Regions from separate parts of the Mus musculus genome. Here all the other regions are linked to region 3. Evidence: chromatin loops called from intact Hi-C (ENCODE). Cell type or tissue: left cerebral cortex. All regions are shown on one strand.

Region 1 (8,000 bases), 60 kb before region 3:
CTTCAGCCAGGGGTTCCCAGGGCTTGGGTATTTCTGATCCTTCCTCCATTGCTTCTTCATCAGGACCTTTCTAAGCCAGAGCCCAGAAAACCCCTAGTGTGATTTTGGGGTGTGTGTGTGTGTGTGTGTGTGTGTTTTACTCCTATAGTGTCAGATCCCCCTAGAGCTGGAGTTAGAAGGCAATGCAGAACCACTAACTGGGTGCTGGGAAGTGAACTTGTATCCTCTGGATGATCAGTATGTGCCTTATCCACAGAGCCAATTTTCCAGTCTGAAACCACTTTATATTTTGAGACAGGGTCTCTTACTGAACTAGGAGCTCATGGATTTGTCTGGACTTGCTGAGAATCAAGTCCTGTCTCTGCCTGCCCAGTACTGGGATGACAGATGCACATTGCTGAGTCAGGCTTTTTATGTGAGTACTGGGGAAGTGAACTAAGGTCCCTGCTTGGACGGCAACTGAGCTATCTGCACGAGTCCCCCACCCCCACCCCCACCCCCACCCTGTGAGTCTTGAGTTGTCATCACTGCTAAGCTGGGCTGGGATGCTGGTTCCAACTCACTGGCTTTACACACTCTATGGAGTGTGGCTGTGACTTGTGGGAAGATCACTGTCTCAGTGCACCCTTGCTTTGGAGCAGGTGAGTTGTGCCCGCCATGTAAAGTCAAATAACACAAGCTTGGAGTTCTCAGATGAGAACCTGGGCTCTCTGCCTCTCTGGAGCTGTGTGACTTTGAGCCTCAGTTCTTAGTTGAGGATAATAACAGCAGCCTCATACAGTATGGTGGGTGCTTAAGTGAGATGGTGTTCATAAACAATAGTGACTGGATGGAGTTGCTACCACAATTGTTGGAGACAGAGCCTAGGCCTCAGCAGCCCTAACAACCAAGGCTCAGCTCAGTTGTAAATCTCTTTCCAGAAGACAAGTTTCCTTCTGTTTGTATGGTGCCAACCTGTTCCTTCTTCCAACGTAAAGTTCCAATTTCTTGAGGACTGTTGTTTCAATAGTCAGATGCCTGGCAAGTATTTCTTTGAGATATCTTCACTCGTGCCAGCAAGGTAACATTCATGTTGGGGGTTGAATAAGAATGGCCTCCCATAGGCTTATAATTTGAATGTTTAATCATAGGGAGAGGCACTACTTAGAAGGATTGGGAGGTGTGACCTTGTTAGAGGAAGTGTGTCACTGGTGTGGGGGGGGGCAGCTTTTAGGTTTCTAAAGCCTCAGCCAGGTCCCATTCACTGTCTCTCTCTTCCTGCTGCCCGCAGATCTGGATATAAAATTCTCAGCTACTTTTCCAGCACCATGTCTGCCTAAGTGCTACCAAGCTCCCTGCCATGATGATAGTGGACTAAACCTCTGAAACTGTAAGCAAGCCCCAATTAAATGCTTTCCTTTATAAGTGTTACCCTGGTTGTGGTGTCTCCTCACAGCAATAGAACACTGACTAAGACAATCCGTAAGACAGTGAGGCATCTTTACATAAGCAGAAATGGCTATTAACATCACCTGCCTAGATAATCACAGACTCCAGACCTCCTAACACATTTAACAGAGAGCACAGAGGTCTGGAGAACTGGAAACAGATGGATCTTCAACATCCGAGGAAAAGACATTGGACAAGAATAATATCTGGTCTCAGCTTTGTTGCATCTAAGGACAGAGTTTTCGAGTTGGGGTAGCCGGTGCTTTTTGGCTCAAGTATACCCAAAAGGTGGTTCACTTTACAAGTTTTAGAATGTGTGTGTATTTATGTGTGCTACATGAGTTTATATGTAGCATGTGTTTGAAGGAGCCCTTGAAGGCCAGGAGAGGAAATCAGATCCCCTGGAACTAGAATTACAGGTAATTCTGAGCCACCATGTGGATGCTGGGAACAAAGCCTGGGTTCTCTGTAAAAGCAAGTGCTCTGAAACACTGAACAATCTCTCCAGCCCCATGCCTCACTGCTTCACATTTTAGTGTAGTTGTGGTAGGTGCTGGGCTGTCTCTGTACCTCAGAACCTTCTCCATAGCCCAGCAGACAGCCATTTGCTTGGGATAAGCACAGCAAATGTCTCAGACCATCATACAGGTTATCTACCAAAGACTCCTGAGCTGGTGGCTTGGTCCCTAGTGTAATTATGTTGAAGGTGATAGAATCGTTAAGAGGGAGTGTAAAGGTATATTTTATTCACCTGTTGTAATTGTTGCTTTGGAGGCTTACTGCCTCAGTCTGCTAACCTAGGCCTAGTCTTGGAAGCTTCTAGTCTCTGTATAATCTAATCTAGGCCTAGAATGTTTTCAGTCTCTGAGACTTACTGCTGAATAAGCTAACCCTTCTTTTTTTTTTTTTCTCCTCTGACTGGCTGGTTCAACTCAGTTGACCTTACTCAAACTCCTCCCCCCCCCCCCCCCGACTTATCCAGTCTGGCTTTTCTCTTGACCTCTGAATTGTTCTGCTTGACCTCAAACTAACTCTAGCAATCTTTCTAACTTTCTGGTTCCTTCCCATTCTTTTGCTCATTCTGTCTCTACCTATGTCTACCTTGTTCTCTCTTCAACCTGTCTCTGTAAAATTCTCCTGGTAAAACTGCCTCTTTCTCCCTCTCTGTGCTGCTCTGCTCTCCTTCTGAACTCTACTGAAATGTCTCCACATATACTACTGTGTTCTTGTACTATATTCTCTTCTTAGTGTGCTGCCTGTCTCTCCTGAAGTAGTTTCCCTTTCCTCTCTCTTCTCTTGAGAGTTGGGCATATCCTAGTCTGTCAAATCTTTCTCTGATTCATCACTTTGTCTGCCACTCGATTAGACATCACTTTCAAATATGGGTGTTTCCTTTTACAAACTAATTTTACCTTCATTGTTTGGGATTAAAGATGCATACTAAAGGCTGAACCACACCCTAACTATAAACAGATTCAAATATCCTATAACAGTAGAGTCTAGTAAAGGTTATTGGGCCTTTGAGAGCACCATCCTGGGAAGGAATTCAAGCCTGTTTTGTGAGTGTGTAGTGGTTATCCCAATGGCAGACTGTTAAAAAATCAAATTCAGTCCCAGCACTTGGGAGGCAGAGGCAGGTGGATTTCTGAGTTCCAGGCCATCCTGGTCTACAGAGTTAGTTCCAGGTCAGCCAGGGCTATACAGAGAAACCCTGTCTCAAAAAAACAAAACAAAACAAAACAAAAAATCAAATTCAGGGGCTGGAGAGATGGCTCAGTGGGTAAGAGCACTGACTGCTCTTCCAAAGGTCCTGAGTTCAAATCCCAGCAATCACATGGTGGCTCACAAACATCCGTAATGAGATCTGACACCCTCTTCTGGAGTGTCTGAAGACAGCTACAGTGTACTTACATATAATAAATAAATAAATCTTTTAAAAAAAAATCAAATTCAGGGTCTGAGGATATAGCTCAATTGGTTGAGTCCTTGGCTAAAATGCATAAAGCCCTGGGTTCAATGCAGGCATCCTTTAAACTGCAAGGTAGCAAGCATATGGGCAAAAGGTAGAGGCAGGAGAATAGGTAGGTCAGGGTGACCCTTGGCTCAATGGTGGTTCAAGACCAACCTTATTTCAAAAAAAAAAAAAAATTAAGTTCAGCTTTCTTGGCTTGCTCTCATTTTCCCTTGGTGTGCTCTCTCTCTCTCTCTCTCTCTCTCTCTCTCTCTCTCTCCCTCTCTCTCTCTCCCTCTCTCCCTCTCCCCCTCTCCCTCTCTCTCTCTCCACCTCCTTCTCATGTGATGCTATCCACCTTGAAGCCCTCACCAGAAGAAGCCCATTCCATTACTATGCCCTGAGATCCCCATCACTGAGGTGAGCAAGCCTCTTTTCTTTATAAAGTACTCCATCTCAGGCATTTTGTGTAGCAAAACAAACAGATTGTTGTTGTAGCAACACACACTCACTACAACAGCTGTCATTTATTTCCTCATAAGTCTGCAATTTATAGGATGGCTGGCTATGTACTTTGAAATGTTGCCTAGGGCTGGGGTGTTTAAGATGTTGTCTAATTTGTCCATGTGGTCACATGATTGGAGTTGGGCTTCTTTATTGCTTGGGTCTCAAGGTACTTGGATTTCTTAGATTGCGATCTTCCCCCAGAGGACAGAAGCATCAGGTCTTCCTATTATATGTCCAAAGGAACAGAAATCACCTCTCTGTTTATAGACCAAAATAGCTAGGTGGGCTGTTCAGTTTTAGACCTCCTCTCCCCAGAACTGCGAAACAAGCAAACACATAAAAATTAGCCACATTTAAGGGGGCTTCTTTTGTTGATGGACGTAGCCAGTTCTCATTGCTAACAAGTCAGCAGGGGGGGCGATGCTTATCTGAGGCATCTGGCCGGTACAGGGTGTTCCACCCATCGTGTGTGAGGAAGGTAAGGGACAGTTTCCCTGGGGCCCTTCTCAAGCACTGGAAGTAGGCACTGTCCTTCAGAGAAACCTGCCTGTGGGCAATGTCTGACTATGGCTTCACACAAGTGCCCTAGCAGGATGGAGCTCTGGCTTCACCCAGCATGACTGGATCAAAAGTACAACTCCAGGCTGGGAAGATGGCTTGACAGTTAAGAGCTCTTGGGGCAGGCGGGGGGGGGGGGGGGGGGGAGTCCTGAATTCTGTTTCTAGCACCACGTTGGGTAGTTCACAATCGCCTGCAACTCCAGCTCCAGGGGCTCTGACAATGTCTTCTGGCTTCAGCCATCCACACACATGTGGTACACACATACACATTTGCTCGCTCCCTCGATCGCTCACTCTGCCCCCTCTCTCACACACACATATACAGAGAGAGGGGAGAGAGAGGGAGGAAGAAGGAGAGAGAGGGAAAGAGAGGGAGGGGGGAGAGAGAGAGAGAGCACTAGAAACTTAAAATAATGTTTTAGAAGTAAATCTCTGCTGCCCCTTCTCTTTTCTCCATCATCACCCCCCACCTCCATGTCTGCTACTTCTGACCTTGCCCGAGGCCTTGCTCTTCTAGGCCCCAAACCAAAGTACCAGATTTCCTAACTTGTAAAAAGCCCTTCAGTTGGGCTATAAAACACTACACCTGTTTGCTTCAATTTGTTGAGCAATCTCCACATAGCAAAGGGTGTGAAAGGGCTTTGTAAACCAAGAGACCAGTACAGTTGTGTGGGGCTAACGACGGAAGAGATACTCCAGCCTGAAAAGATGGCCGGAAAGGAAGAATTTGGGGGCCATGGGAACTCTGTTTCGAATCATCTGGAAACACAGAGAGGTAAAGATGCGGAGATGTATAAAAGAGGTTTGCAGTAACAATGCTCTCAGGTGGGAGAAATCAGGTATGCTGTGTCCTGGCCCTGCCCTCTAGACTCAGATGACTTGGCATAAGATGAGGTGACTCATCAGGCCACCTCAGTCTGCCACAAGGTCCCTCAAGTTCATCCACCTGGCTTTGTTGGAACTCGCCCTCGTGGAACAAGATTTGATCCTGGTCTGGCCTCTGCTTCAGGAACAGAGGGACAGAACTGCCAATGAGAAGTATGGGATCCGGGGCGTGGGGGGGGGGGGCATTCACCCTGCAGTTTTCAAATATCAGAAAGCAGAGACCATCCACATGTATTTAAGCCCTGGTGGGAATACACACATGACTAACCCAGTCTTCAGTACCACCAGCGAGTGCTTCTCTGCCGGGAAGAGGGCATAAGAGTGGGAGACAGGGAACTTGAACAGGTCACAGCAGTTTGAACAGAGGTGGTTTCCTGAGGGGGACGGTGCCACACAGGGAAAGGTACCCAGCCTAGACTCGGAGAGGGCTGGCTGGTGGCTATGGAAAGGTGATAGCAGGTGGCCCCTGGGAAAGTAAAGGCACGTGATGGAGTGGATCCTAGATAGCAGGAACACTGTGGAGACTCATAGACTAGCACCTGGGGCCAGCAAGACAGCTCAGCAGGTAAAGGCACTTGCTCTCAATCCTGATTCCCTGTGTTTGATCCCCAAAACACACATGACAAAGGATGTCTGTGTCCCCTAGGTTGTCTTCTGACTTTGGCAAGGACAGAGTGGTCCCCACCCCCTCACCAAATAAGTGGGTTAGTTAGTTTGTTTGTTTGTTTGTTTGTCTGTTTGAAGCAGGAACTTGTTATTCAAACATGGAGAGCAGATGGGCAGAGCTGAGACCAAACTTCAGGTGCCCCCACCCCCACCCCGCGCCCCAAAGAGAGGTTGTCTTTGCTGGAGACCTCTCCCAGAGCAATCTGCCTAACTTGCCCACTGTCTTCCCACATGGTAGCCTTGGCTTCAGAAACTTCCCAAGCAACCCTGCCCCTGCCAAGCCCATTCTAGGATGAGGTGACACCCAAGCAGGCTTATGTTTGTTTGTTTGTTTGTTTAGTCCTCCTGAACAATGGTGATTCTTCTGGGGTCTCACAAGAAGGTAGAGAGGTGGCACACGCCTTTAATCCCAGCACTTGGGAGGCAGAGGCAGGTGGATTTCTGAGTTCAAGGCCAGCCTGGTCTACAAAGTGAGTTCCAGGACAGCCAGGGCTATACAGAGAAACCCTGTCTTGAAAAACCAAAAAAAAAAAAAAAAAAAAAAAAAAAAGAAGAAGAAGAAGAAGGAGGAGGAGGAGGAGGAGGAGGAGGAGGAGGTGGTGGTAGAGAGGCAGCTGGGATAGAGTATACGTGTTGGTTTCTCCATATCTGGTCTCCCTCCCCCTCAGATTACAGACTCTTTGAAGGTCAGAGCCTCCGCCACCTCCAACAGACTTTGGGGTGTCTTCCCTATCAGATTCATAACTGCCAGAGGGCAGTGTGAGGGACAGGAACACAAGTCTGAGCAGGTGTTTTCTGCCACCTCATAGCTGTTTGAACTTGGGGAAAATTGCTCTCTTCTGCTTCTTCATTTGTAAGATGAAGTTAATAACACGTTAGGATTAAAAGGCATAGATAAAAGAGAGCTTAAGGCTTTTTAACACAGTGCATGCTGGTTAATGCAAAAAATCACAGCCCCACAGTGCAGAGAAAAAGTGCTCTGTAGTGCTCAGCCACAAAGGAGACAGCTATAGCATAACCCCTCCCCCAAGGCTCAGGGAACATCACGGAAGAGGGGGCAGAAAGACTGTACGAGCTGGAGGTCAGGGAGAACGGGGCAAGCGACATCTTTTGGATGAACACTACAGGGCCAGCACACTCATGAACTCAACCACAGCACAAGATCAATCCAGCCAACCTTCCAGCACGGGTGGGGATGGGCTCACCAGCCCCCAGCCCAAACTAAGGAGCTGTTGACAAGTGGTCACTAAAAAGGAGGCAGAGTCCGTTTTCTTTAAAGGTGTGGCCCCGGTAGGTCTGTCTTGCTCCAATGCTCCCCTCCCCCCATTTGTACAAATTGGACTTAATGGGTTGTTTTTAAAAAATGAGGCTATGAAGTTGGGAGAGGAGGTGGGGGTGTGGAATAGATCTGGGAAGAATTAGGGGTAGGAAGAGGGGGGAAATATAATCAAAATTGTTAAATGCATGCATGGGATTCCCAAAGAATTAATAAAATAATATTTCTTGTTTTGTTTCGTTTTTGTTTTGAAGTCCCAGGAGCTAGAGAAGGCTCAGCAGTTAAGGGCATATACTGCTCTTGTGGCGTTCCCAGCACACACATCAGGCAGCTCAAAGTCACCTGTAACTCCAGCTCCAAGAGACGTGATACTCTCTTCTGGCCTTCTCAAGTACCTGCACACATATGTGCATACCCACATACACATAATTTAAAATTAGAAAAGAAATCTTGGGGGGTATCAATACCCATCACCCACCTACACTAGGACAGACACCATTTTTGCTCCCTGGATGCAGGGCCATTTGTCAGTCCCACACCTAGCTGCACCAGAAGTGCCTACACCTAACCTAGCGCACAGCAGGTGACCAGTTAACAGTGGCGGCAGAGAGTGCAATGATACTGAGGGAGAGTAGGGAGCTATCTCAGGCCAGGGCTGGAAGGCTGGCTTCTGGAGGCAGCAGAACCTAGAGGCTGCTGGGAGGACCAGCACCATGGACTTCCATTG
Region 2 (8,000 bases), 75 kb before region 3:
CAGGCTTGTAATCCCAACACTGGGAAGGTAAAGATGGCCTAGCCTAGTTGGTGCCCTCCTGGCTCCAAAACCAAGCAGAGTGAGCAGTTCCTGAGATTGTCCCTTACATCCCTAAAGGGAAAGATAACTGGGAAAGAATGGGCTGCTCCCTGAGGACTCGCAGAATTCAAGTTTATCCCTGGGCTCAACTTTACACTTCAGGGCAAAACATCGGGACTATTCCCCAGGCATTGGCAGGGATGCTGCAGAAAACATGGGAAAGAGGGCTCATCACACACCCGTGGAAGGGATGTACTCTGAGTGCTACGGCTTAAATAGGCCTCATTCCCAGGAGGGGCAGATCCTTAGAGAGCCCCAGTCTGTGGGAGACATGACCCGTCATTGGGGACCTCTGTTCAAAGGGCAGGGCAGACAGTTTGGGGCAAAGAAGATAGATGTCTTATTTCTGTGGGTCTCTGCAGGGTGCCCTGCTGTGTCCTTAACCTTGCCCTCTGCCTTTCTGTCTCAGTCTGTCTGTCTGTCTTGTCCTCCCAAGCATATGCACTGACAGAAATGGAAACATCTACACATCCACACCCAAAAGTCTCTCTTTTGTTTTTCCGTCCTTTCCCTTCCTAGGGATTACAAGTCAGACCTCACACACACCAAGCTGCCTCCCCAGATCCCTTTTCTTCATTTTCCATTTTGAAACAGGGTGTTGATCTTGGACCTTCAAACCCTCCTGTCCGGGCTTCCCAGGTGCTGGGATCACTGGTGGATGTCACCAGGCCTGGCTAAAAGAAAAGCATCTATGTGTCGATGATGCACTAATATCTTAGTCTTAATTAGTGCCAAAGGGCGCAGACTCCCAGTTCCAAGAACTCTGGAGAGCCTGACTTGGCAGTAAATCAGAGTCGGTAAAGCCTTGAACTCATATTGCTGAGGGTGAGGCTCCAGTCCTTAATTGAACTCAGGGGCTTTGAACTGAAGTGCACCCTCTCTGCCTCTGGGAGCTGGCAACCCTCAGGAACTGGTTCTGGTCTATAGTCTGGTCTGCAGAAAGAGGGATGGCGTGCAAGCTCCGCCTTGCAGTCATTTCCTCCCGGACTCACAGGCTCTGATTCTTGGCCTGGCTGCTAAGGAAAACAAGGCTAGAAGGGAGCATGCGTGTAGGCTGCAGACACTGGAGGGACCCGTGACGGTGACTTAGGAGAACCAGAGCTGACCAGCCGGATGTCTAACCACCCACAGGGAGGCTAGACTGAGAAGCAGGGAGCAGGGAGAGCTAGGTGTCATTCAGGAATTTGCAAATCGCCCTTGGCTGGCCCTCTGTGCAGGGGAGGTCAAGAGCCTGAGCATGGAGGCTGGAGAGATGGCTCAATGGTTAAGAGCACTGGCTGCTCTTCCAGAGTACAGGGGTTCAGTTCCCAGCAACAACATGGCAGCTCACAACTCTGGCTCCAGGGGATCTGACACTGTCATACAATGTGAAAGCAGGCAAAATCATGCATGTAAAATAAAGTTAAATTATATATATACACACATATACATATATATGCATATATACATATACATACATATATATATATATATATATATAGAGAGAGAGAGAGAGAGAGAGAGAGAGAGAGAGAGAGAGAGAGACTATGAGCATGAGGGGACCCCAAATGTGGTTCCGATCCCATTTCAAACTTTTAAACTTTTAAACATTTAAACTTGCATGAACCTAGTCACTTCCTGTCTCAGGAAAAGGGACACCAACTGTTGGTAACCATAGAAATCAGAGGCTGTGTTCTGGAATTTACCCTATGCAGTGAGACGTGAAGGAAAGAGACAACTCCAGGGTGCCAACTTCTTCCCTGCAGTCCAGGGAACCAAACACGTGTAACCATAGAAGTTCAGAGTGGCAGGAGCACTTGTCCCCAGTAAGTGACAGTTATCTTGTGCTTGCAGAGCTGCCTTGCCCTGACTGGCCAGCTTAGCTTGTGCCATGAGGACTTCTGGGCCACAGTTCTCCACTCTGTTGCAGGCGAGCCTGTCAAAGAAGAGAACTGGGTGCTGATGATAGTAGAGCCACCCCACCTTCCTGGGAAGTCAATGGTGTGGGTCTGGCTTTGCTTGGGAGACCTGCTTGCATTGTTCTCACCAGCCACGGACGTGGGGCCAAGTGATTAAGAGTCATACTGTAACTGTGGCGCAGGTAGCTCTGGCCTGTCCATTGGCTGGGAGCCTCTTGCCTTGGCTTTTCCCATGCCTGGATTACGGTTAGGCCAGACTTCCTGTGCAGGTCTGGCCAGTCCTAAGCCTGAGGGAACAAGAGGAAGTGTGTGAGCCCTGGGGCTACTCTACACATCTGAGGGGCCAGCCAGGTGCTTATTCAGTGAGGGAGACCTGGGAGAAAGGAAGAGAGAGGGATGAGGTTTCTGCTACCTTCTCCTTCTCCTTCTCCTTCTCCTTCTCCTTCTCCTTCTCCTTCTCCTTCTCCTTCTCCTTCTCCTTCTCCTTCTCCTCCTCCTCCTCCTCCTCCTCCTCCTCCTCCTCCTCCTCCTCCTTCTCCTTCTCCTTCTCCCCCTCTTCCTCCTCCTGCTCCTCCTTCTCCTTCTCCTCCTGCTCCTCCTGCTCCTCCTGCTCCTTCTCCTTCTCCTCCTCCTCCTCCTCCTCCTCCTGCTCCTCCTCCTCCTCCTCCTGCTCCTTCTCCTCCTCCTCCTCCCCCTCCTCCTCCTCCTCCCCCTCCTCCTCCTGCTCCTCCTCCTCCTCCTGCTCCTCCTCCTCCTCCTCCTTCTCCCCCTCTTCCTCCTCCTCCTCCTCCTCCTTCTCCTCCTCCTTCTTCTTCTTTTTCTCCTTCTCCCCCTCCTCCTCCTCCTCCTCCTCCTCCTCCCCCTCTTCCTCCTCCTTCTCCCCCTCTTCCTCCTCCTCCTCTTCCTCCTCCTCCTTCTCCTTCTAGAGCTAGATGACCACTCAGAGCACTGAAGAATTCTCAGGAGACACAAGGGCCTACGTTGACATCCACATCAAGGACCTATGATCACACACATACACACACACACACACTCACACACACACACAGCACCATACAACCAGAAGGACTCTGCTGTACAAAAGCCTAAAGCCTACATTCATTTTTCTGTAGTCTGGGAGCAGACATTTCTGATATAATCTTTGTATGTGTATTAAATATACATTTATATATAGTAAATAATATACTGTATATGGTAAATGCAAAGTCTCAGTCTCTCCTTATATATTATATATTATACAATATATATGTGATATATATAATATTTTATAATAGAGAGACTGAGATTTTATATTTTAAAGTTAATTAACCTGGAAAAGCACTTACTTAAAACATGGCTCTGATCCAAAAGTGTTCTAGCTGCCACTGTCACCAGATGGAGAGCTAGCCTGGGGAGGAAGAGTGGTCCTGGGGAGAGGTGCCCTGGATTCAGTTGCCAGGGTGTGGTGTGGAATGTCAGTTGGACAGGTGAGACCTGGGTCTCAGATAGTGTCCTGGGAGGCTGAAGGAACAAAACACCGTTTCCCTAAACTAAGGGCCAGGCTCTGGAGCCCCAGCTAGGGACCAAGCTCAGAAAGGTTGTGGATAGAATGTTCTAGATAAAGACAATCCGAGGCCCTTGCTGGCCACTGGAAAGTTTGGTTTAGTGGATGCATTAGTTGCTTTTCTCATTGCTGTAAACAAATACCTGACAAGAAAGGAGGAAGGGTCTTATTTTGGCTTATGGTTTGTGGGAATACAGTCTATCATGGAGGGGAAGACATGGTGGCAGAAGGCTCTGTGATGGCGGGAGTGTAGAATAGGGCTTCTCATCTCCTCACATCTTGGTGGACTGTGAACATTCTCAGAGAGGTGTAAATGAGACAGCCCTGAACATGGGCAGGACCATCCTCCTGCCTAGGCTCCCAGACTAAATAAAAAGGAGAGAGTGAGCTGGGTACTCACATTCATCTCTCTGCTCTCTCACCATGGATGCTGTGATCAGTTCCACATGCCTTCCAGCCATGATAGATGATTCTCCTTCAAACCACAAGCCAAAATAATTCTCTTCTATCCTTAGGTGACTTTTTTCAGGCATTTGTCATAGTAACAGGAAAAGCAACTGGTACGTACTGGTACATAGAGGTTTAGGAGGAGAGCACCTCATTTAACTCTCATGTGAAAGTCTGAGCTGTTGGGTGGTTGCAAGACAACTCAGTGGAGGAGCCAGGGACCTTCTAATTTGTGCTGATGTCATAACACAAAGCTTCTGTTTCCTACAGTCCAAGCTCTTGCCATCACACTTGTACCCTTTCTCTCTAAAGACATAATCCATAAGGTGTACATGTCACTACCATTCCTATCCCATTGGCCAAAATGGCCTCATGTGGTCATACCTAGCTGCAAGAGAGCCTGGGAAATGTAACTTAAAATTCAATTATTATTATTATTATTATTATTATTATCTAAGAAAAGGAGCTTGAGGGGTTGGGTACACATAGCTCAATGGTAGAGTGCTGGCTTAGCATGTGTAACGCCTTGCCTTCCACCCCCAGTACTGAAGCAAAAGGGGGGAATCTTGGCTACTTGGGGAGCAAAAGGTAGTTTCTGCCACATGGGGTGACTCAAGGTCTGAAAGTAGAGTTGGAGCCGGGTCTCTCCATAGTCCCTTCCTTGGCCTTGGGCTGCTCTGGCTTCCTTCACCAACTTCATCAGAGCCAGGCGCTCCTGTCTACCCTAGTCCTGCTGACCTCAGGAAGTGGACTCGGCCTGTAGAGGTCTTGGTAATACAGGGTTGCAGTGATGGAAGACAAGCCTGGCACTGGCTTTCTCTCCTGCGCTCCATACTGAGTTCCGGAAGCTTCCTGGCTAAGGACTGAAGCGTGTTCCCACTCACACTGTTGGAGTTCTCTCCTTCTGCGGCTCCTCTGTTCCCTCACAGTGGGAGAGGCAAGTGTAAGGTGGGTGGAGGGCCGGCTGTGTACTCATTCCCTGAACCAAGGCCAGTCAGGTGAACAGTTAACAGCAGTAGCTGAAGTGGCTTGGGAACTCTTTCCCACCGGATAGTCTGATCTTGCAAAGGCCAAAACCAACAGCCGCCGATTGCGGAGGCTGTGGTCCGCCCACTGTCTGGGTTGCTACCCGAGGCTGCACGCAGTGGTTCCATTCGGAGCCTCTGTTCTCCACTCTGGTTATCTCTGAGGATTAGGGATGTGGGTGAACCAGGGGTTACAGGAGAGCAACATTTCTCAATCTGCTCGCTATTGACACTTGGGGCTGGGGACTCTCTCTTATAAGGGACTGTTCTGGGCCCTCTTCCTACCACATGACAGTAGTGCCTACTCTAGCCCCAAGGCAGCAGATATCATCACGGGAGGGACTCACGGGAATCCATACCTGGGGTCCGGGGACACAGTATCATGTACTCAGCCCCCGATGATTGTACAGCCATTGGGAGAATCGATGAGCTAGCACTGGCTAGCCTGGGCAACAGAGGCCATCTCAGAATTCTAGTGTTGGGGACAAAATCAAGACTCTGGAATGCCCACTCCTTTAGCAGCTAAGTAACAACAGTAGCTTTGAAAGAGTCAGTCCTAAAATAGACATTAGCATGCCAGGTCCCACCCCACCCCACCCCCATCCCGGGCTTCTCCCAACTCTCCTGGTGCGGCACTTTGCTGGGTAGAAAGGAATGAGTGTGGGGCCTCCACAACATCTCTCCAAGCTTCCTGCCTGCTACAGAGGCCAGCTGTTACTGAAGAGGAAGTGGCTGTTTTCTCCTGAGACCCTTCGAGACCACAAGCCACGCCCACCAGGCAAAATTGAAATTGTAGGGGGTGTAGAATTTCATAGCTGTGATGCACACCTCAGAGAAACATGTTTTTAATTTTCTGTTTTTAATGAGGTGCTGGGGATAGAGCCCAAAGCGTTGCACAAGCTAGGGTATCCCTCTACATTGAGCTACTTCCCCAACCTAAAAGTGTACCCCCTCTCTCTCCCTTTTTCGCTAAAAGCAATATTTTATTAGGGGCTAGAGAGATGGCTCAGCAGTGAAGAGCACTTATTTCTCTTGAAGAGAACCCAGGTTCAGTTCCCAACACTCACATGGCACACACAACCACCTATTAACTCCAGTTCTAGGGCATCCAGTGCCCTCTTCTGGCCTCTGAAGGCACTGGGCACACAAGTGGATATATGCAAGCAAAACACCTATACACATAAAATAAAACTTCAGAAGAAATGTTAAACTTTATTTCTGTGTGATTAATAGATAAAGCAAAGAAACAATAGCAAGGTTACAATAGATTTAATAAAGACCAAGGTACCTGCCCAACCAAATGAGGCCAGGTAAGATCCTGCAGACACCGCTAGGGGATGTTGAATAGAGGAAGGGTGTTAAAGATATTAGTTATGAATTTTTACAGGTGTGGCAACAATCGTATCGTTATGTAGTAGGGTGTCCTTAGTGTTAGGATCTGCAAACTGAAGGATTTGGGGGGGAGGTGCAGGGGGACTTTCAGGGTGTACTTACACCTGGATGCATTGGAACACTCTGTGATTTTGAGGTCAGACTGGTCTCCCCAGTCCTTTACGGTTAATTTAATCTGTTTCCATTTATCTCATACAGCAACTAATTTTTTTTTAATGTGCATTGGTGTTTTGCCTATTGGTGCATATATCTGCAAGAGGGTGTTGGATCCCCTGAAACTGTGAACTGCCATATGGGAGCTGGGGATTTAATCTGGCTGAGCTACAAGTGCTCTTAACTACAGAGCCATCTCTCCAGCTCCCCAGAATTTTTTTTAAAGATTTATTTATTTCATTTATGTGATTATACTGTTGCTGTCTTCAGACACACCAGAAGAGGGCATTGGATCCCATTACAGATGGTTGTGAACCATCATGTGGTTGCTGGAAATTGAACTCAGGACATCTGGAAGAGCAATCAGTGCTCTTAACCGATGAGCCATCTCTCCAGCCCCCCAGAATTTTTTAACTAAGGACCAGGGTGTGGCTGATTGGTAGCACTTTTGCCTAGAATGCAAGAAGTCCCAAACTCAACTTCCATCAAAACATAATACGACTTTGACAAAAGGAACTAAAACCATCCAGTGGAAAAAAAGATAGCATTTTCAACAAGTAGTGCTGGTTCAACTGGTGGTCGAAATGTAGAAGAATGCACATCAATGCATTCTTATCTCCCTATACAAAGCTCAAGTCCAAGTGAATCAAGGAACTCCACATAAAACCAGACACAATGAATCTAATAGAAGAGAAAGTGGGGAAAAGCTTCAAACACATGGGCACAGGGGAAATTTCCTGAACAGAACAGATTTATGCTCTAAGATCAAGAATCGACAAATGCGACCTCATAAAACTGCAAAGCTTCGGTAAGGCAAAGGACACTGTCAATAGGACAAAATGGCAGCCAACAGATTGGAAAAAGATCTTTACCAATCCTAAGTCTGATAGAGGGCTAATATCCAATATATTCAAAGAACTCAAGAAGTTAGACTTCAGAGAACCAAATAACCCTATAAAAAATAGGGAACAGAGCTAAACAGAAAATTCTCAACTGAGGAAACTCGAATGGCTGAGAAGCACCTAAAGAAATGTTCAACATCCTTAGTCGTCAGGGAAATGCAAATCAAAAAACGACCCTGAGATTCTACCTTACACCAGTCAGAATGGCTAAAATCAAAAACTCAGGTGACCGCAGATGCTGGTGAGGATGTAGAGAAAGAGGAACACTCCTCCATTGCTGGTGGGATTGCAAGCTGGTATAACACTTCTGGAAATCAGTTTGGTGGTTCCTCAGGAAATCGGACAAAGTACTACCTGAGGATCCAGCTATACCACTCCAGGACATATGCCCAGAAGATGCTCCAATGTGTAATAAGGACACATGCTCCACTATGTTCATAGCAGCCATATTTATAATAGCCAGAAGCTAGAAACAACCCAAATGTTCCTCAACAGAGGAATAGATATAGAAAATGTGGTACATTTACACAATGAAGTACTG
Region 3 (8,000 bases):
CAAACTATTACAGGCTAAGCAAGAGCCAAGCACCTCTCCAGAAGTATTTGTGTTTGAATATTTACAATAGGTCTTCACTGTCATTTCAAAGGGTCCACCTACCCCCTTTAATGTGTGTGTGTGTGTGTGTGTGGTCTGCATGCCTATGTATAAGTATGCTCACAAGTATGTTGGTGTATACTCATGAGCATGTGGGTGTGGAGGTCAGAGACTGACATCGGTTGTCTTCGATTTGATTATCAAGGCAAGGCCTCTCACTAAACCCAAAGGTTGGCAATTGGCCTAGTCCTGCCAGCCAGATTACCACAAGGATCCCGTCTCTGCCTCTCTGTAAGCCCACTAGCTTTTATGGGAGGTCTAGGGATTTGAACCCTGATCCTCAACCCAACACAGCATTAGCTTTATGCACTAAGCCATCTCCCAGTCCTTTACAGTCTTTCCCTTGAAGAAAAAATATCAGAATTTCACTTACAATTTCCACAGATAAGAAAAGGCTGCTCAGTTATAAGCCCACCCACCCCCACCCCAAACTGAAGCTACTCCTGTAGCATAACAAAGACATCCCAAAGCCTTTCTCCCCAGAGGCCATCAAGTCCTGAATCCCAACATTTAAGAGTCATTTCTTTGCATCAAACGTTGCCTTCCGCCTAAGACCTCTTTTCAAACCTAAAAGAGGTTACAATAATAAGTAAGATATAATAATTTTACAATAATAAGTAAGATATGATAAGTTTACAATAATAAGTAAGATATGATAAGTTTACAATAATAAGTAAGCCATGATAAGTTTACAATAATAAGTAAGCCATGATAAGTTTTTTGTCTGAGCTCTGTTTTCATGAGTACTTTATGACTCTATGGCCACTTGTAGGGTGGAGGATGTACCTGTGAGCACACACATTAGAATATTACACAATTTCTAAAGTCCACAAGATTCCTATTCTTTTTGTCCCCTTTGACTCCTTGCAAGATTGATTCTGATTGGAAGATTCTATAGAGGCCTTTGGCAGGGAGGAGGGTGGAATGTGCTGTCTCCAGGATGGAAGAAAGGGAAAACAGAAAAAAGGGTAAATTTAAATGAACACACATTTGTCTGTCCCTGTCATAAGGTATTTTATTTATTTAGACTTGTTCTATTTTTCATTTGTGTGTATATGTTTGTAATGCATGCCACATAAGTGTGGGTGTCCTCGGAGACCTGAAGAGGACATCAGACTCCTTGCAGCTAGAGTTTAGGGTGGTTGTGAGCTTCCTGTCTTGAGTGCTGGGTACCAAACTCCAGTTCTCTTCAGGAGAATTTTTAACCATGGAACCACCCCTCCGGCTACAATGAGGTGTTTTATAAGGTTCACTCTAGATATTTATTAAATAAGACACAAGATCAGTCAGGCAAAACATTTACTCATTACAAATATTATTTCATTTAATGATGATGGTGACACCAGGAGGGAGTGTTAGCTGATAAGGGAAACTGAAGTTTAGAGGGAGGAAATAGCTTGCTCAAGGTTATCTGTGCTGAGCCCCAAGCCCTGGGCTCTTCTTAGGCTAAGCATTCAGGCCAGTATCCACAGCCGCTACTGCCTTCTCCTGTGGTCTCTCTACTCCAAAAAGGGTCCAGTTTCCCTAAACCCATTGACCCGGCCCCTCCCCAACTCAGTGCCAGGTAAGAAGGCGACTCTTAGGAACCTGTCTCTAGGATTCCAGCCCTGTTGTGAGCAGCTTCTGGGGTAACTTGAAGCATCTCTTTTGAAGATGGCCTGTTCTTACCGGCCCCTGTCGACTCAGTCTCTTTGCTAGCAGCCATCAGTGAGAACTAGAAAATGCTTCATAGGCCAAACGCTCTTTGGGAGCAACTGTTTACAGTGCCTCAGATATTTCAAATTTTTTATTTGTTTTGTATATGTGTGGTGCAAGAGTGGAAGTCAGAGAGATAACTTTTTTTTAATTAATTTTTATTGAGATAAGACCTCACATGTAGACCAGGCTGGCCTGGAACTCACAAAGATCCACTTGCCTCTGTCTCTCTGGTGCTAGGATTAAAGGTGAGCACCACCACAACGAAGAGAGGACAACTTTTGAGAATTGGTTTTCACATTACACTTTGTCTGAGGCCCATTTTCCCTGGTCTCTGTTGCTGCATAGCATTCTCCAGGCTAGCCCACTTGTGACCAACACCCTGTCTCAGAAACCAGAAACAATGGGTCTGGAGAGATGGCTTAGTGGTTAAGAACACCGGCGGCTCTTGTAGACGACCTTAGTTAGGTTTCTGGTATACACACATAAGGCAGCTTCCAACAGCGTGTAACTCCAGCTCCAGGGCATCAGACATGTGGTGCACATAAATACATATACACACACAGTCATACACATAAAAGTCTTTTAAAAAAGGATTACAGTATATAAAATAATATTTTCTTTTGTTAGGACTAATGATTTATTCTGAGCCTTTCATGTGCTAGACGGGTGCTTTACCAACTTAACCATTAACTATAAAATACATTCTGAGACAGGGTTTTGTGTGTCCCAGACTGGCCTCAGCTCACTGTGCTGCTGAGGATAATGTTGAACCTCCAATTCTGCAGTCCCCACTAGAGTGCTGAGATTACAGGGATGCACCAACAGGCACACCCTGTTTATGCAGCGCTGAGGACCCAGCCCAGTGCTTCCTGTATACAAGGCAAGCACTCTACCTACCAACTGAGCTACATCCCTAGGTCCAGCCTGGACATTTATTTATAGCGACGTCTGGTTGTCTTTATAACACTGGTGTGTTTTGTTTTACATCTTTAAAAACATGATACGAGGCAGAAATCTGTAGGCTTCACCAATACTGCTGGATGGGAAGGAAAACCAAGTTTAAATATTCTGCCTGGAGGAGGTCACTGTAGCTTTTTGGGTTTTCACCCAGGGAGTGACAGTCCTTTGGAATGGGTGACAACAGTTCATTAGCAAGATGAAGGACACCAGAGGAATGAGAGACTCCTGGGAAGATTACAGTTTTGTGATTTGGGGCCTTGTTTTCTATGCCCCATTCCTTCCTGCTGTGGTGTAGAACCTGTTGCCTTCTGGAGTTCAGTGACAATGGCCACATGCCTCTCCCCCTCTGGAGAACCCTCTGCTAACATCTGTCTCTTCCTCCTCAGCCTATCTTCCCTGCCCTGCTGGTCCCCTGGCTTTACCCAGCAAGCCTCATTGAATCCCACATTCAAAGCCTGTGGCAGTTTCATCTGGCCCTAGTGCAGCCTTTCCCTAGAGATGCTATGATCCCAGAGACAATTGGCCACTTGTTCTCCAATGGGCAAAGGCCTGAGAACTGTTTGAGGAGGGGGTGGAAGAGGAGGAGGATGAAGGGGTGCCAAGAGGAAGGAGGAATTGATATTCCTGGAATTTCTGCCTCCTCTGCCAACATCCATGAAGAAGCCAGGCAATAAACAGAACTTGGCATACTCAGGACTTTGGCCCTGGAGTCCTGGGACACGTGAAAGCCTTTGAGCGGAGGTGGCTTCCATTGCCAGGATTTACAAGGAGGCCCCCTACTGTAGGAGAAAATGATCAGCCTTGAGGATCACAGCAAAGGGCCTGGGGCCACCAAGGCCACTGTGAGGTCAGCAAGTTCTGCATGGATGAACAGGAAGACCGGCGGGCATCTCCCAAGCCCTTGATTTTATTTTACTTGTGTGTGTGTGTGTGTGTGTGTGTGTGTGTGTGTGTGTGTGTGTGTGTGTGTGTGTGTGTGTGATGTGCAGAGGTTAGAAGATAGCTTCATAGACTTTGTTCTCTCCTTCCTCCCTTACGTAGGTCCTAGGGGTCAAACTCAGGTCATCAGGCTTGTGTGGCAAGTGCCTTTACCCCCTAAGCCATCTCTACCACCTGGCACACCACACACACACACACACACACACAGAGAGAGAGAGAGAGAGAGAGAGAGAGAGAGAGAGAGAGAGAGAGAGAGCACTTTTGATAGGCCCCATACATTTTTGCCTAAGCAAGTCCCGTCTACATTAAGGATGCTTCTTAAAACATGATAGCATGAATGTCCCCATAATGAAATTAACTTCACCCTCTTCAGACACTTTAGCTATTCTGTCTTTCTAGTTAGGTCTGGACTCGGGTACTGGTTCAGCCGGTAAAGTGCCATGCAAGCATTAGGATGTTAGTTTAATCCCCAAAACCCACATAAAAAAATCCAGGCAGACATGGTGACGTAGGTTTGTAATCTCAGTCCTGAGGATGCAGAGACAGGTGACTCCCCTGAGGCTCAATGACCAGCCAGCTTAGCTCAACTGGCAAGCCGCAGGCCAGCGAAAGACCTTGTCTAAAAAACAAGGCACCTGAAAAATGACCCCTGAGGGTGATGTCTGGCCTCCAGAGTATCGAGACCAATGACCACATTGCTGAAGTTGAGGAAGGCTGAGCGGAGCCAGGCCTGCTGTACCATAGACAGGATCTCTGAGGCCCAACCACCTAGGTGTTCTTGGTAGTTTTTTCCTTGTGGGGTTGGGGGTTGGGGTGGGAGTGGAGTGGGAATGGATTGGAAATAATCTTCTATGGCTCAATCCTGTGGAAGTCACCAATGCCTTCAAGTGAACCAACACTTCTGTAAGAAACCAACAGATGTGCTTTTGATATCATGGGGCCCAACCCTACCCACAGGTCTAAAACTGTCTTTGTCTAACTAGGGTTTAGTGGGAAACCAGCAAGTCTTTTGGGGCAAGTGCAGGCAGAGGGTACCTCCCCTCCCTCATTCCAGAGCATGCTTCTAACCTTTGTTTTTCATTCCCTAGGTACCTAGGCACTTCTGGACCCCTATCCTGGGATGACAAAATTGAGTCTGGGGCTCCCCTCCTTATGCTTGGTCCTCTATGAATAGTATATAAACTCTCTTTCCCCACATTGCTGGCTTTAGGGGTCAGCTCACTGCAGGGTGGGGATGAAAAGGAGTCTGGCTCAGTAACAAGATCTACACTGGAAACTTAGGCATTGAAACATTTTCTTCTAACTAATGGTTCTTCTGCGCTTGAAAATAGTGAACATTTTCATGGGCTCTTTAAGTATGGTGGGCTCTGGACATAGCTGCTGAAGTTAATGAGTGATTACCACCCCCACCCTTCTAAGATCAGTCTCTATCTCACAACGTCTCCCACGTCCATAAGGCCATATATCAACAGAGGAGTCTACTGACGTCGGGAGGACCCTGCTAAGGTAAACATCATCCACTGTCCTAGTCACCAGAAGAGAGATACCGTGATAACAAGGGGCAACAACATGACAGACTGAGAAGCACAAGCAGTTACAGACATGGCCCTGCAATGCTGGTGCTCCTGGCAATGGAGCCCGAGTTTGCCTACGTAGCAGAGGACTTAGCCCTCATTTCCAAAGATTCAAGTCCCACAGTCAAAAATAAGAGACTGTGGTATACCTCCAAGGAAAGAAAATCCTGCCATAAAGACAAGCAGAGGCTATGATCAAACAGACGCACCAGTGGACTCATTTAGGGGTAAGCAAGCTCAGCATCCAGACATTCTCCAAGACTACGTATCATGTACCAGGTTTAAAACGCCTCGTGGAGCAGGTGGTGCACAAGTGTGTACCCTGCCAAAGAGTCAATGTCTGCCACACCATGGTGAATCCAGGAAAAAGGTACCGGGAAGACAGACCTGACATCTACTGGGAAATAGACTTTACTGAGAAAAATATGTGTATGAATACCTTCTGGTTTTTGTGAACATTCTCAAGAAGGATAAAAGCTTTTCCCTGTAAAAATGAGACTGCTCAGATGGTCATCAAGAAGATTATTGAAGAAAATTTTCCAAGGTTTAGTGTGCCAGAAGCAATAGTGTCTGTCAGATAATGGCCCTGCCTTTGTTGCCCAGGTAAGTTAGGGTGTGGCCAAGTATTTGGAGGTCGAATGAAAATTACATTGTGTATACAGACCTCAGAGCTCAGAACAGGTAGAAAGGATAAACAGAACCCTAAAAGAGACCTTGACAAAATTAACCATGGAGACTGGCGCAGACTGAATGGTGCTCCTCCCCCTTGCCCTATTTAAAACCAGAAATACTTCCTCTTGATTCAGTCTTACTCTTTTTGAGATCCTTTATGGGGCTTCCATGCCCATCACTGTCTTCAAATGATGTGTTTGAACCCATATGTTGTTGTAATAATGATCTGTGTGCTAAGTTAAAAGGCTTGCAGGTGGTGCAGAAAGAAGTCTGCTCACAACTGGCTACAGCAAATGAGCCGGGCACCCCAAGGACATCTCACCACTTCCAGGTCGGAGATCTGATCTACGTGGACCTGCATCATGCTCAGACCCTCAAGCCTTGCTGGGAGGGTCCCTGCTTAGTCCTGTTTACTACCCCCTTTTATCCTGTTTTTGCTCTTAACCTTTGGCCCATGTATCCTTAATTGCTTATGTATATAGTACAAGTTTTGATGCTCAGACAACAATATCAGTAGCTGTAACAAAGTGAGATATCATTTCAGGATTGAAATGTACCAGGGGAAAAGGGGGGAATGTAATATCCAAAATGAATTCAAGACCACCCAATACCTTCCCCCTTTGAAAAGGACTTTCCAAACTGCACTAGCAGGCAAAGTACAGAGCCAGATAAGAAAGCTGACTGACGAAACAAATGTAAAAACATAGTTTTAGCAGTCAAAATGATTAAGCCTGCAGCTACCAAAACAATATTAGCTGTTCTCAGAGAAATAATCATAACAAGACTAGCAATTCTCTTGCCCCCCACCCCACACTGAATTCTGACAAAGACCACAAACCACCCTGACCTTGTTGTGAGAATTCCCCTGACGTTAATACCTGTGACATTAATAGCTGATCCATAAGTTCAAAATGTATTACTGCTTTGCTGGCCAAATCATAATAACCCACCACGGGGGGCAAGCAGAGTGAGTCACTAGGCCAAAGGGTTACTTAGTCACTATACAAACCAACCAGTGCCTGAAAGGGTTACTTGCTACACCAATGAAAACCCTGTTGCTCAAATCTGCCCCTTACAAAGGTATAAAAAGTGTGTTCTTCACTCCTCCACTGCTGGTGGGATTGCAAACTTGTACAACCACTCTGGAAGTCAGTCTGGAGGTTCCTCAGAAGATTGGACATAATGCCACCAGAAGATCCAGCAATACCTCTCCTGGGCATATACCCAGAAGAAGTTCCAACTGGTAGTAAGAACACCTACTCCACTATGTACTAGCAGCCTTATTTATAATAGCCAGAAGCTGGAAAGAACCCAGATGTCCAGAACAGAAGAATGGATACAGAAAATGTGGTACATTTACACAATGGAGTACTACTCAGCTATTAAAAACAATGGATTTATGAAATTCTTGGACAAATGGATGTCTATGGAGGATATCATCCTTAGTAAGGTAACCCAATCACAAAAGAAGTCATTAGATATGCACTCACTGATAAGTGGATATTAGCCCAGAAACTTAGAACACTCAAGATACAATTTGCAAAACACAAGAAAATCAAGAAGAGGGAAGACCAATGGGTAGATACTCCATTCCTCCTTAGAATAGGGAACAAAATACCCACGAAAGGAGTTACAGAGACAAAGTTTGGAGCTAAGATGAAAGGATGGACTATCCAGAGACTACCCAACCCGGGGATCCATCCCATAATCAGCCACCAAATCCAGACACTATTGCACAATGCCAGAAAGATTTTGCTGAAGGGACCCTGTTATAGCTGTCTTATATGAGGCTATGCCAGTGCCTGGCAAATACAGAAGTGGATGCTCACAGTCATCTATTGGATGAAACACAGGGCTCCCAAAGGAGAAGCTAGAGAAAGCACCCAGGGAGCTGAAGGCGTCTGCAACCCTATAGGTGCAACAACATTATGAACTAACCAGTACCTCCAGAGCTTGTGACTCTAGCTGCATATGTCGCAGAAGATGGCCTAGTCGGCCATCACTGGGAAGAGAGGCCCCTTGGTAATGCAAACTTTATATGCCCCAGTACAGGGGAAC

What was found. Hi-C counts contacts between places; a loop is a spot of excess contacts. Peaks named below come from ENCODE experiments on the same cell type or tissue, not always from the same donor. Only the 100,000 strongest peaks of a DNase experiment are listed, where the experiment ranks them.
Region 1: it touches region 3 in a loop (1.9-fold over the local background); 6 of 42 quality-filtered maps call a loop at or near these places.
Region 2: it touches region 3 in a loop (2.2-fold over the local background); 7 of 42 quality-filtered maps call a loop at or near these places.

What each region holds. Positions count from the first base shown.
Region 1 is chr14:20,130,116-20,138,115 of GRCm38, forward strand. It overlaps Gm41104 (a long non-coding RNA gene), which reads left to right. Exons shown (of 3, transcript XR_874391.2): 2 at 299-415; 3 at 921-1,049. It overlaps Gm52125 (a long non-coding RNA gene), which reads left to right and starts at 7,688. Exons shown (of 3, transcript XR_003951161.1): 1 at 7,688-8,000. In left cerebral cortex, no CTCF peak of the experiment used is centred here; no DNase peak of the experiment used is centred here.
Region 2 is chr14:20,115,321-20,123,320 of GRCm38, forward strand. No RefSeq gene overlaps it. Among named protein-coding and RNA genes, the nearest start is that of Gm41104, 11 kb to the right of the region's middle. In left cerebral cortex, no CTCF peak of the experiment used is centred here; a DNase peak (open chromatin) is centred at 4,939.
Region 3 is chr14:20,190,044-20,198,043 of GRCm38, forward strand. No RefSeq gene overlaps it. Among named protein-coding and RNA genes, the nearest start is that of Kcnk5, 12 kb to the left of the region's middle. In left cerebral cortex, no CTCF peak of the experiment used is centred here; a DNase peak (open chromatin) is centred at 3,317.